Linked DNA regions of Mus musculus: region 1 is linked to region 2. A link is a loop called in an ENCODE intact Hi-C map of the cell type or tissue named here. Cell type or tissue: heart. All regions are shown on one strand. Each heading gives the region's core, and the rest is flanking DNA. Links, peaks and the distances in the headings are about the cores only. Region 1 has its middle 3.8 kb from the start of Plxna4. Region 2 overlaps Gm13846 (a long non-coding RNA gene).

Region 1 (6,867 bases), core at 2,580-5,079, 930 kb before region 2:
TTGCACAGTATTCTATATCATGGAATTCCATAATTTGAATAGTACTAGTTAAAGTGGAAAAAACCAGAACTGATGCCAAACCCAGGACATTAATCATAAGTTTGAGTGCAGGGAGTAAATGAGAGGCGCCTGTGGAGCTTTGGATGAGACTGTTCCCCATAGACGCAGGCATCTGAAATCTTAGTTGTCAGTTGGTGCTGCTGTTTGGGGAGGTTTAGAGGATGTGGCCTTGCTGGAAGAAGTATGTCACTGCAGGGTGGGCTTTAAGATTTCAAATCCACATACCACCTAAAGTTGCTCTCTGCTTTCTGCTTGTGGTTTAAGATGTGAGTGCTCAGCTTGCTGCTCCATGCCTGCCTGCTGCTTAGCTTTCCCTACATAACGGTGATGGACTCTCAGCCTCTAAAACCATAAACTCCAATAAATATATCCTTCTATAAGTTGACTTGGCCGTGGTGTTTTATTACAGCAACAGGAAAGCATCCACGAACAGATTTACATGTTGGTCTTCCTGGGTAGCCTGAGCCAGGTAATGTCAATAGGCTTTGCTTTGATGTTCTGGTTGGAGAAAATAAGTCACAATCACTCGACAGAGCAAGAATACAGTCGCTTAAATATAGAACTTGGAAAAATAGCCTGTAGAAAAGTGTATATTAATATTCTCTCTAAAAGTGACACGCTGGCAGAATAGAAGCCATGAGTTAGGCTGGTGCTGTTGGCACCTCTGATAACTGCTGGATTCAGTCTGAATGGGTGTTGGAGGCTTGGTCCCCAGTAGATGGACCAGTACAGTGGTGGCACACCACTGATAAGAAGTGGAGCCTTGTGGGGAGTCCCTAGGTCACTGGAGTCTTTGCCCTTAGGAAGCATTGTGACTGCTCTCCCGAGACACCTGAATTAGTTCTTGAAAGAGTGTTGTTAAAAGAGAACAACTATGGTTGTTCCCCAGTCTCTTTGGCTTTCTACAGGTCATGTGACCTCTCCTCTTTGAGTGCTCTGATGATTACGGTGTTTTCCCCGTGGGACCCTTTCAAAGGCTGGGATAGTGCTGCCATTGTGCTCTTGAACCTACAGAACCAAGAGCTAAATAGACCTCTTTTCTTTATAGTTACTAGCCTTGGCCACTATATTATAGCAACAGAAGATGAACTAATACAGGTGGAATTTGTCACCTGAATGGCTGGCAAGGTGATATGAACCAAATACCCTTTCCCAGGCCTGTCATTGGGCCTCTCTTGTGCTATGCCAGGAGATGCTTAATAAAACCGTCCCTAGTTGTAATGTGTGCTTGTTGTGCTGTACATATTTCCACGGTGTCTTATTTCCAGGTGCCACCATGGCGTCACCGAATGCAGTGATGGGGAGAGATAGGCATGATTGGCTCTCCTCCATCCTTACATGGCACCACACATGATTGCAGCCTTGGGCCCTTGTTCCCCTGAATTCCATGGAATGTGTAACATTTGCAAGTCTGTCAGGAGGGGAATTTTAGGAGGGACTCCTCTAAAAACAAGGACTGGAAATGGACCTGGTCATGGGAACAGAGGCAGGAGAACAGGGCCTGTCACCGAGCCCTAGAGGGAGATATCGAAGGGGAAAGGACTAGCAAGGGTCTCAGAATTGACCCAGAACCTATCTGAGGGAGTTGTCAGGGCTTTCTTTCTCCTCTGACCCAGAATAGGCACGGTCTCCTTTTCTCCTGCTCATAATTTCATTTCTCCCTTTCCCCCTTTCCCCAGCCTCTGGGTTTTGGTATACATTGGGAGTAAGGGGTTGAAGAAGGGTCTTGTTATTTAGTTCCAGTTCATTCACTGGGTTGTGTTGTCCAGAATGTCCTTGAATTTCCCACCCTCGTGCTCAGCCTGCTGAGTGCTGTGCTTGCAGATGTGTGCCGCCACATCTAGCTCTGGTCTCATCCTTGTGCACGACTGGTGCAGCCTCCTGAGATCTCTACAAGCTTTCCAGGGCCGAGCAGAGAAGGCATAGGGACATCCTTGTGGAAAGTTGTGGGAAAGAAAATGAAACTACTGGCCGCTAGCCTTGCTCCCTGCCTCCTCCCCATCTTTACTATACCTTCTAGCCACAAGAAACGGCTGGCCCCCCAGTCTGTCCCTTTCACTTGTGGTGTGGTGAGCACCAAGATCATCTGCAGGTAAAGCTTGGAGGGAGAGGCCGCGAGGGGAATAGTGTTCTGCAGATGCAAGGTCTCACACTAGGGTCCCACTCAAGCTGGTTTCCAGAAGGCTCTCTCGGTCAGGGGCTGGAGCCAGACAGCTCATTAAAATGAATAGGACCTAGCAGGCCTTCTGCATCGCTCTTGGACGTCTCTGATTGCTGACAGTCTGGAACTGATGACAGCCCACTTCAAGTGAACACTGGACTCGAACGTTCTCCGTGTTTTGCCTCCCAGACCCTTGGATGGATTTTGCCATTTTTGTTTAACACATTGAGAGGTGCTGAGACCTTAACCCCAGAGTCCTGCAGGGAGATCCCACCAGGGTGTGAATAGGAGCTCAGCCCTGCCCCGTATTAGGAGAGCAGGCGTGAAGCATGCCCCCCTCTTCCTTCTTATCCTAAAGCCAAATGGGCTCAGAAAACAAGAGTAAAAGGCTAATGAGGCCAGAGCAATGATTTGTTCTCCATGACCTCACTGCATTGGATGCGCATTGCTGCGTGACACATCACCTCCAAAGCACTACCATAAAGCGCCGTCTCACCCCTGCTCTAGAGTGTCTTGGACTTCACTGAAGACTCCAAAGGCTAGATTCAAGTGTCTATACTTTCTGTAGAAAGCCATGAGTCCTGACACATCTGGACTCTGCTGTTTCTGGCCGGTAGACTTAGGCCATTTCTGTCCTTCTCCTATCTCTGCTCACACTACCGCATCCTCTAACAGTTCAATTTTACTACTGGAACAAAATGTCTGCCAGTCGGTTGAAAGAGAAAGAAGAATGCTACAGAGTAGAGAGTAGATCAAGGAGGTTATGGAGGAGAGAGGGAACACTGGGACCCTGGTTGAGGGACATAGGAGCTGTTTCTAAGCCCAGAGGACAAAGATCCCTTGTGTCTGTGTACACATGCGGCTAGATGAGAGTCATTCTCTTTACCTTTGTATATCTCCCTGTGGTCTAACAATCCATGGCAGAGCTGCAACACTGGCTGTGAGCAGCAGTATAGACAGGCAGAGGTGTCCTTAAGAAGCCACTGCATAGCTGGTAATACCAAGATGTTTTTTTCCCCACCAAATGACTGATGCATGTAATGAGGAACCCTGTGGAAAATAACATGGTCATCTCCTAAGTGCACTAACCACAGGTCAGAGGGCAGGGAACCCTTCTCATGGAGGAGACCCAGAGGGAGTTGACAGTGATGGCCAAAGCATGAGATGAGTAGAGAGGAGTTAGGGTCAGATGTTAATATCTGCAGTCATTTACACCCATGGGCTATGAGGCAGGGGCAGTTTGGGTCCCAAGACTATCACAACTATGCTAACAGGGATGATCCATCCTCACTGTCACAAGGGAATCCATTTCTCTCTGCAATGGCTCAGTACCTGGAAGATAGACCCATGTGTTCTAGGCTTAGTTAACCTCTTAGTGATGTGAGGGAAATATTCTTGAATGGGCTGAGAATCTGTAAATTGGCTGTTGATCTTTGAAATGGCAGTTTCCAAGAAATGCTCACATTGAGAACTGCTGGAGTGTCTGGAGGCCATCTGGTGACACACCTTGATAGCAGGGGTCCATTCTGTCTGTCTGCAGTTCTGTCCTGGCCCGGGTAGTTTGGGGACGCCAGAAACTGTTCTCAGTTACATTTGGGATAAAGTCGATAATTATGCTCTCCTGCAGGTGGCGCCACAATGTAGGTTTTCAAGCAGCCTTAGGCCAGAGGGTTTTTTATCCAGAGCACAGAGCAGGACCCAGGTCTGGGACTACTCTTGTGGGAAAGAAGTCCCTGCAGCGCTACCAGGCTCCAGCAATTTGTTTAATAAACAACCCTGGCTTTTATCAATGAAAACTGTGACCCTGTTCCTGAGCTGATGAAATGGTGGAAGCTAAGTGAAGGGGAAGTTAGGAGTCTTCTCTCGCCCTTAAACCTGGCTCTTTTAGTCAGCTATCATGAGAGATGAGCCAGTATGTTTCTCCCAAAATCTGGCAAAGGACCACAGCCAAAATCTCACAAAAATAGCTTCTTTAGAAAACAGGGCTCTAGGAAACAATGTGCCATTTAACTTCTTCCTCGGTGGCCATGGAGCCAGACACTGCCACCAGGCCAGTATGGTGAGTGACTCACAGACCCGTGGTGAGCAGAGAACAGCCCGACTGCCCAGTGTATATCTCTCTTCACCTTCATCAGCTGGTGGGGGCGGGGCGGGGGGAGTGTGAGAGCTCGGAGGGCTTGCAGCAAGTGTAGAAGAAGCGTGACCTGGACCACTACACAGAGCTGCCTTTTCCAGGCTACTAATTCATGGGAAGAGCCAGGGAAGCTAAGGGCTTGCCTCCCTGTATTGTACCCCTGGAGAAACAGATACTTTCCTGAGACAGGGAATGCAGACTCCTTTCATACACACTGCATTAGAGTTTCAAATCAGGCTCATAGGGCTTGTATTTCTTGTGAATGCCACTGCAATGAGAAGGTATAAATGTGGCGGGCACGCAAGGGAAGGCCACTGAAGCGCACACCTGTGCGAATGATAGTGGTGGTCAATAGTAAAGTCAAGGAGTAAGACAGTCGACCTTACCCATCCCCCCGCCCCCATCCTAGAGTTGAGGAAACCTTCAATAGGCCATCAAGTCTCTTGCTGTGGCTAGTTTGACCCTTTCTGCCATTCTTACAATGGTGGGAAGCTGTAACTGTTTCCAGCCTGCCTTCCCCCTGTGGTATTCAATAGAAGTCAAGAAAGGCAAAGGCAGCGTGAGGGAAGGCCCTATTAAGAAGAGGAGGACAGGCAGGGGCTGCACCTGTCCTTTGTTGGTCCAGCTTTCTGCACATTCTTTCCCTGTCACTGGCCTCTGTCATTACTCTTCAGGTACCACACAATGCTGACTCCTCTGAATGAAAACAAATGATTGCACACACTAGGCAGGAGATAAAGAACAATAAGCACATTTTGTTTGCTACCTCTAGAAAAAAAAAAGTCTGACTTCTGGTCCATCCATCAGGACACACACACACACACACACACACACACACACACACACACGCACTACAAGGGGCAGAAAAGACATCTAGGCAGGGTGACAAAGACTTGCTTGGATGATTGGCTGAGAAGGGCTTAGAGTAAGTTCTTACTTCCTCTCCCTTTGAGCATTTTCACATAAGTCCCCTACAGCCAACTGACAATCGGATCTCCTGTATCCTTTAGTGAAGTGCATTATTTAAGCAGCCTGGTGGGTTTTCTGTGGGGCTTTTAGGCTGTCACTTCTGGGGTGAGCCTGTTATGAAGGTGTCATGTGCCAATTTCAGGAGACTCTTCTGAGTGAGTTTAGGCCCTGGTGAGGCAAGCCTTACTAAGACCTGTGGGGACAGCTTCCTTTGATTTTGCATGAGTGTCTCTGAGGCGTCATGTCAGACAGACACTTGGCCCCGGGGCTCCCTTAGTTCTGGAAGGAGGATGTCAAAGCAGCAGCAACATGGAGTTATTGTTCTGTGTTTCTCTGGGCTTGTGAAACTAACTTGATATTGTGTGCTTATCTTGGGTCTGGGATCCAGCGTTTCAGAGAAGAGAGGAGCCAGATCAATGTATTACAGGGAGCTAATAAGATAACCCTTGCTGTCTTCTGGGCCATGCGATGCTCAGCAGACAACCAGAGCCTAACAGGGCTCCATGCTGTCTCCTGGAACACCCTGTAACTAGAGAAATGTCTGGCTGGCTGGCTTCTTCATGCTTACACTTGATTCATTGTGTCCTTCTGGTGGGAGCACTTTCAACAAGGTCCTGGGTGGTAAGTCCAACCCGACCCAAGTGTGCTACCTGCCCGGAAGCTTGTCCAACTTGTCACCTCGAAAGTCTACCGAGGGTATAACTTTGATGTTTGTGAAAACATTACCCCTATAAGAAGGGGAAGGAATTTATACCACTGTCAACCTTTTCCTAGTAAGCAGATTCTGAGAGGTTTTGGTGGGAGGGACAGTTATGCGCAGGAAGTGACTGAGGTTGAAGAAAGTGTCATGGGAGAGTGGGTCAGGAACCCCAAACCATAAGCTCCTGGAGAGGTCTTTCTTTGATGAATGGCTAGTCTTACTGAACTTGGCTGACAGAGCCATTTCCTTGAACTTAGCATGCAGAGTTGGGTAGACAAATAGGTGGGCATCCTTTTGAAAATTGTTTTATTTTTATTTATTTATTTTGGTCGTTGGGCTCATTAACTGGAGGGGGTCTTTGTAGAGATATTCTAGATAGTGCAGCCTCACCTATTTCCCTGCCTGCCAGATGCTCTCTCAATTTAAGCAACCTCTGGATTTCTTCCTTTGGGCTTCTGAAACTATTCTGATGTTGGCAATGTCTGGGTTATGTTTAGGACATGGCCCAGGACCTAGGGCTTCAGAGACAGTGAAGCAAGGTCAGCCTCTGGACAGATCAGGTTACCTAACAAGCTCTGTGGCATTGGCCATTCATTTCTGTCCTAGGACTAGAAGAAACCTTGGGTTTGGGCATCCTCTAGTGCTCTGTGTAGGATTACCTTGGTTGGTGGGGCTGGACAGGGATTCTAGGTTAGGAATGGATGTATGTTTGGCTGGTGTCTGTTAGGAACACCCAGAAGTGCCTCTGACCGCCTGCACCACATGCCTGCTTGGGAGTATGCCCCGATCCAAGTGCACTTGGTGGCACCATATATGCACCACTCTGCCCTGTGTCTCCACCGC
Region 2 (6,867 bases), core at 2,276-4,775:
TAAGCTAGTCCCAAAGAGAAAATGGACCAGGCTAGAAGGGCACTGTCCCCTTCCTCCGTTCACCTTTCAATGGGGAATAGATACACAGGCTTGGTGGCTTCACCTGAAACCATGGGACTGACTGTCCCTAAGAGAGATGACATCTCACAAAAACAAGGAGACAGGCAGCAGAGGAGATTCAAGGGGGAGAAAGAGGGGTCCTACTTTACCAGAAGAAAGAATATGACACTCTCCACGTCTGCACCATGCTACACAGGGCACAGTGTATTCACAGTCACTGGCATCACACCTTGCAAAAAGAGCCCTGAAGGCAGGGCAGGGTGGGGTGGGACAGGGTGGGGCCTTTCCATTGCACAACTGAAAATGGAAGATCAAAGATTGTCCCCTTCACCCACACCTCCCCCCAGAAAACATTACATAGCCAGACTCTGAAGGAGTCCTAGGGCTTTGACACATGTTACTTTGTGTTTCTAACAGGCCCTAGAACACCTACAATACAAGACCTGGTCCTTGTCCGGTCTTCCTGGACCCCACTTGTCACCTGGTGAAGGGATCCTGTGGTCTGAAAGAGGCTATGTTCGATGCTGACCTGTGACTCTGTAGAAGATGGGAAATTGTGTTGCAGAGACCTGAGAAAGCAACAGTCTCTCAGAGAAGGGAGGTCCCTCCCAGCGTAGCTGCAAATCAGGCCCAAGGTTCCTCAGGACAGACCCTGCTGCAAGGCTGGAGCTCCAGTCACTGCTGTGTCACGTGCACTCCTGTGGATTCCCCACATGTGACCAACAGAAGAGGACAGAGGTATTTTGATGAAATGTGGCTGCTGCCCCAAGCCCACCATAACCTAGATCACCTCTTTCACTAAAAAACTCACCCTCTTCCGTTTCTTTCTCTCAGAGGCAGATTCTGTCCTGGACAGCTTCTTCAGCCTTCCATGCCATTTGATGTGGTCTGATTTTCTCCTGCACTGCTTTAGCTACAACGGGTCTTCTTCCTCTAGAGTCCCTCCCTAGACTGTGGCAAGACTAAACCAATCGAACAGACCCATCTCTCCTCCCTGTGTCTGAGTCAGCCACGTGCAATAACAAAATGCATCCTCTTTCCTGGACCATTGTGGGTCCGCATCCCACCCCGTGGCAGGGCACGGCCGCTTGGGAAGAGAAACGCAGGGAGCTTGACTACGCTTATCCCACCCACGCTGCTGCCTGGTAGGTGCTGGGCTTCAGGGAAGCACAGAGACACCGCTCTGGGGGTGGGAAAACAGTCCGAGATGTGAGCAAGCCGAAGCTGGTGTTCCCTAACTTCTGAGCATCTAGTCGCTGCTAGAGAACCACACAGAGGAGTCGGGAACAAGGTGTCAGGGGTCCACGGGCCACAGCAAGGCTAAAACCACTGGGGGCTGACAGGCTGAGAATGGCATGTCGACCAGGCCTGGGGCTGGGCGCTCCAGCTTTGCTCATTGGCGAAGGTAGCAGCAGTTGTCTGAGGGCCCAGAGGGCCCTCCTATGGGAGACTTAGGCTGTGTGGCTCTGTAGGCGAAGACCTGCTCCGTGCTCCCCATGACGGTGGTAGATGAAAGAGACAGTCCTAGGTTCCAAACTATTTATTGATTGTTCATCCTGGAAAATATTCATATCTTCTTCTCAGGGTGGATGAACCCGAGATTAAATACCATTTGCAGGGAGGAATGTCTGGGAAGGGGAGCTTATTGGCTAAACTCTCAGTGCCTCTAGGTACTTCTTTAGCATGGAGAACTCTGTTCTAGGTGAACGTCACCACAGGTCACATTTCCTTATGTGGGAAGTGTGGCAGGTCTTCCAGACCAGGTATCTAGCAGGGAGCAGGGAGGCACCTTCTATCTCAGGTGTGAGTTTCCGGGGTCTCAACCCGCTCTACCCACCAAGCTTCCTGGCATGGTTTACTGTCCCACAGATCATGGAAGAGGAGACAAGTGTCTGACTTGTTCTTCCTCTGGATTGCTTCTTAATGCCCAGAGAGGAAAATATTTATACAGATCTGTATAAATGTGCTGCCACCTGAATCCATGATAGTGTCCGTGGTCCATGCCAAGGGCCATGCTGATGCCCATAGGCTGTGCTACCACTGGAGACCATGTTGGTGTCTATGCCCCATGCTGCCACTAAAGGCCATGTTGATACCTGTGACCTGTGCTGCCGCAGAGGACCACGATGGCGTCTGTAATTTGTGCTACAGCTGAGGTCTGTGCTGATGTCCGTGGGTCTGTGTGTCCCCAGAAAGTATGTGGGGATCCATGACCCATGTCCCGACTGTGAAGGACAAGGAAGCCTCTTCTGCAGTGGGCGTGATGACTGCAGACTCACAGCTGAGACTGAGAGACATAGATGTCCTCTGTGACAACCTCTCCCACCCCAACCCTCACGCCTACCCCCTCCCAAAAAAGAAACACTCTAGACAGGAAGCCATTGAAAAGAACTCTTAGAATTCTGATGGAGATGCTGAAGTATAACTCTTCACAGCTGATGGCTTTTGATGGGGGTGGGGGTGGGGAAACAGTTTTCTTTCAGAGGTTGGCCACTGGGAGTTTGACCATGCTCTAGTGAGTATGTGGGCAATACACAATGTCCTTGGTTTTCCTCTTCCTCCTCTTCCTCTTCCTCTTCCACCTCCTCCTCTTCCTCCTCCTCATCTTCCTCATCATCTTCCTCCTCTTCCTCCTCCTTTTCTTCCTCCTCTTCCTCCTCTTCCTCCCCTTCCTCTTCCTCCTCCTCCTCTTCTTCTTCCTCCTCTTCCTCCTCCTCCTCCTCCTCTTCCTCCTCCTCCTCTTGTTCTCTTCTTTTTTCTGGGATAAGGTCACAAGAGTTGAGGGCTGGATCTGGGAGGCCTAGTGAGATTGGGGTACAGTATATGAAATTCTCAAGTAATCAATAAAAAATGTGATGTTACAAAAAAAAGACTGTGTGATCTCACGGCCTCTCCCATCTCCCTTCATTACTCACAAGGACTCCCTTCCCTCCATGATTCAAACCAGTGCTCAGGCTCAAGGGACAGAGAGAGGGCGAGCCCCCACCACTGCCATTGCTGAACTCTGCTGCCTTCACTCTCAAGAGAATGTTGGTGCGCTGACATCATCCCTGATGATGGACCTTAGTTAAGAGCTGGTCTTTAATATTCATATCAAGGATGATGAACCCTAGGGTCAACGTGTTGTGCAGCTGCCCTGGCTTCAGTCTGATTCTGAGACTGTCCTGCCTACAACTGAACAAAGGCAGGCCCCTCAGCCAGGCCCATGAGCAGTGGTGATCCGTCTCCAGGGTCCTCAGAGCAGAAGGTGTGGCCCTGACACCTCCAGTGATGCTCTCACGGGCCAGTGTCCTCTCAGATAAAATTGGAGTTAACCCCCCATTTTGAACAATGAATCAGAGAAGTGGAGAACTGACATGATCCAAATGAGATCTTTCCTGTGTCAGCCGGGTGGGGTGGAGGGGTGGGTACCTTATAGTGTCACCCCACCAGGGCAAGCACGCCCACAAGTTATGCTCTGTTCCATGTGGCTTTAGATGCTGGGAAACGTTTGCCTACTCTTTCTCGGTGAGAATGATTATAGGCAGGCCTAATTCTTCAGTCTAACGCTCTCCCCATGCAGACCTAATTCTGATCTGCAACCACTGTCCTTTAGGTCTCATATGTGGGGCTTTCTCGCCCTCTGGTGGAGAGACTTTAGCACTGCAACTATGTCCCTGCTTAACCCTAACGGAGATACCGACCTAGTTCTTTCAGTCTCTGAGGCTTTTCCCACAGGATCCCACCTTCAGGGCTAGGAGATGGTGGCAGGGGGACCTGCTCTGCCCATTTCGTCCCTGCTCCCCTCACTTTCTGCAGACCAGGCCACCGCTTTTCTGACACTACCATTTACAGACTGCCAGACTTAGTATCCAGCTACTACATGTGACTAGTCCTCTGCCTCACACACTAACAGACCCTCCGCCTGCGCCATGACCCTTCTCAAGCCTCCCTAAGCCAATCTCCCTACTGGGGTGATCTCTTTCCTTCCTTTCTGGGCCTGACTCAGCCAGCTTCGATCTGCAGAGCACTTCTCCTCTAACTGGGTATGGTAAGCAGTCATTCCATTAGGGAAGACATGACACCAGAGGAAGCTGTTTGCTGAACCCGAATCATTGGGTGACCATGGCCTAGGGGATCTAGCAAGAGGCTTCTTTGGGGAGTGGCAAGACTTATGGGCCAACCGTGAGCTGGTTTTCCCAGAAGAGGGGAGGGAAGGCTGTCTGTGGCTACTGTCTTTACCTACTTTATTTCTCACCTTCACCCCAACCTTAAGGATAAACCAGGATCCTTTTGCCAGGTGACACTGTCTCAATGAAACAATGTAGCCAGTCTTGGTTCTAACAGCCAAAGGACTACTGTGGACTCCTCTCCCCCACCCCCATCCCCACCCCCAGGACCTTCTACCATACTATATTCTGTCCCTTTTCTCACAAAGCATGGAGCAAGAGAGCAGAGGAGGTGGCGGGAGGCACCACTGGCGTGAAGAAAGAGTGTATGCAGATGGACTGAGATGCAGCCATGGAGGGGCGTGGCTAACCCTCTCAGAGGACAATCCTGGGGTAATTGACCACATGACAGACAGTAGCCCTTCTGACCTTCTAAGGTAATTGGAACCCTTGACTTTTTTCTTAGTTTTTATCACCCTAATAAAAACCTACATCTCCCGTTGGTATGGATTGAAGCCATCCCCTTCACATATTGAGGTATTTGGGGATACGGTGAAAGCTCAGTCAGTAAAGTGCTTGTCAGGTACTCATGAGGACCTTAATTGCACACCGGGCATACCATGTAAAAAGCTGGGCACGGCAGCCGTGGGTCTGTAATCTCAGCACCAGGGAGGCAAAGCCAAGAGGATCTCAGGGACTCACTGGTCAGTCTAGCTCCAAATTCAGCAAGGAACACGGTCTCAAAAAATTAAGGTGGAGAGGCTGAAGAGGTGACTCGGTGGTTAAGAGCCCTGGCTGCTCTTGTAGAAGACCCACGTTTGAGTCTCAGCACCCACCCAGCAGCTCACAAGCATCTATAAGTCCAGATTCTGAGGATTCGCTGCTAACTTCTGACCTCTGAGGACACCATATGTGGTATCCATACATATATGTGCAGGTAAAACATTTTGTACATAGGCTAAAAATAAATACAAAAAAAAAGTAATTGCATCACCAAGACCATTTATGCCTGCCTCCAGCCTTTCTTTACCCAAACCTCATCAGCAACCCTGCACTAACCACCCTTATGAGCTGAACTCCTAGCGTCTATTAGGGATTGGGTGAGGCAGTCTCTCTCTCTCTCTCTCTCTCTCTCTCTCTCTCTCTCTCTCTCTCTCTCACACACACACACACACACACACACACACACACACACACACACACACAAAACCCACCCCAATTCCCTGGAAAAGGGATAGGTCTCTGTCCTCTGCACGGTGCCTGGCACAATAATGGGTACCCCACAAATGTCAGTATGCAGGATACCCCTTCATTTCTCTTTCTAAAAACACCTTGTGGTCCCCCTGAGTCACAGCTCTAGGGTGAAACAAAGCCAGCCTAGGGCGAGGAGCCTCCCGGGAGTGACTGCCACTCTCTGTGGGCACACGCCCATTCAGAGCTCCAATTATCAGGAGGTAACAGGTTTCTGCAATCTTACTCCCCATTTGGCCAGGGAAAAAAACAAACCATGAAGCAAGCGAGCTCTCTCAAGGATGCTTAGCTGGAAATGTTCTGCACCTCAGAATTTAAGGCTCCATTTCAGAAATGATTCAGCCTTAGATGAAAGAAGACAAATGCCCCTATTTTTATCCAGAGAAAGTTATGAAACACTACTCACATCAAATCTCCATATACCTTTTCCTCCTAATGCAGCAAAATGATACCCTTATCATCGTTCAATCAGAGGCTTGCTAAGTCGGCGCGGGGAGACGAGACTGCGACAACAATCATCGATGCTTCCGGCAGCCCCTCGCGCCCGATCCGATGCACAGCACCGCCATTATCAACACATGAAAGGCTTCCTCAATTTCACTCTTGATCATCATCAGCCACAACAGATATTTATTGACTGGCTGTTGTGTGCAGGAAATGTGGCCAGGTGCTGAGGAAGAAAAACTGGGCGAGAAAATTCTCCAAGGATTTTTGAAAAGGGGAAGAGAGGTACCAATAAGCAAGCGATCTGCCTCCAAAGTGTCCTGGGTGTAGAAAGAAGACAAACGCAGTAGCTTTGATAAAGGAGGATGGTCCGGACTGACAACGTATACTTTCAGGTTGCTCCTCATGTGATTTTTGCCAAATGCAAGAAAATGATACCAGCCTAGTTTCTCAACTAAATGCTGAGTGGCTGTGGGGAGGAAACCCTGCCCAGAATATATCTGTCTCTTCAAATTTTTTCTTTGTTTTGTTTTAATAAACAGTTTCATGCAGCCTAGGTTAGCATTGAACTTGCTGTAGAGTCATTGATGAATGTATTGGTACATGCGCATGGGTGTGGAGGCCAGAAGTTAGTCTTGAATGGTATTCCTCGGGTACCATTCATCTTGGTTTGGAAAGGTTTATTTAAAACAAACAAACAAACAAACAAAACAGGATCTTAGGACTCCCATTGCTGTGATAAAACACCATGACCAAAAGCAACTTGGGAAGGAAAGGATTTATTTCATCGTGTACTTCCAGGTAACAGTCCATCACTGAAGGAAGTCAGGACAGGAATTCAAACAGGGTAGGGAAATGGAGGCAGGAACTGAAGCAGAGGCCATGGAGGTGTGCTGCTTACTGGCTTGCTCCTCCTGACTTGCTCACTTGATTTTCTTCTATATCCCAGGATTCCCCCCAGCCC

Evidence for each region. A loop is a pair of places that touch in the nucleus more often than their neighbours do. Peaks named below come from ENCODE experiments on the same cell type or tissue, not always from the same donor. Only the 100,000 strongest peaks of a DNase experiment are listed, where the experiment ranks them.
Region 1: it touches region 2 in a loop (11-fold over the local background); 24 of 42 quality-filtered maps call a loop at or near these places.

The regions. Positions count from the first base shown.
Region 1 is chr6:32,588,559-32,595,425 of GRCm38, reverse strand. No RefSeq gene overlaps it. Among named protein-coding and RNA genes, the nearest start is that of Plxna4, 3.8 kb to the right of the region's middle. In heart, for the core only: a CTCF peak has its summit at 3,837 (motif pointing right); a DNase peak (open chromatin) is centred at 3,855.
Region 2 is chr6:31,657,765-31,664,631 of GRCm38, reverse strand. The region is part of intron 1 of Gm13846 (a long non-coding RNA gene); the gene reads right to left. It overlaps Gm13848 (predicted gene 13848), which reads left to right. Exons shown (of 3, transcript NR_152155.1): 2 at 478-798; 3 at 895-2,412. Among named protein-coding and RNA genes, the nearest start is that of Gm13848, 4.9 kb to the left of the region's middle. In heart, for the core only: a CTCF peak has its summit at 3,691 (motif pointing left); a DNase peak (open chromatin) is centred at 3,691; H3K27me3 peaks cover 614 bases.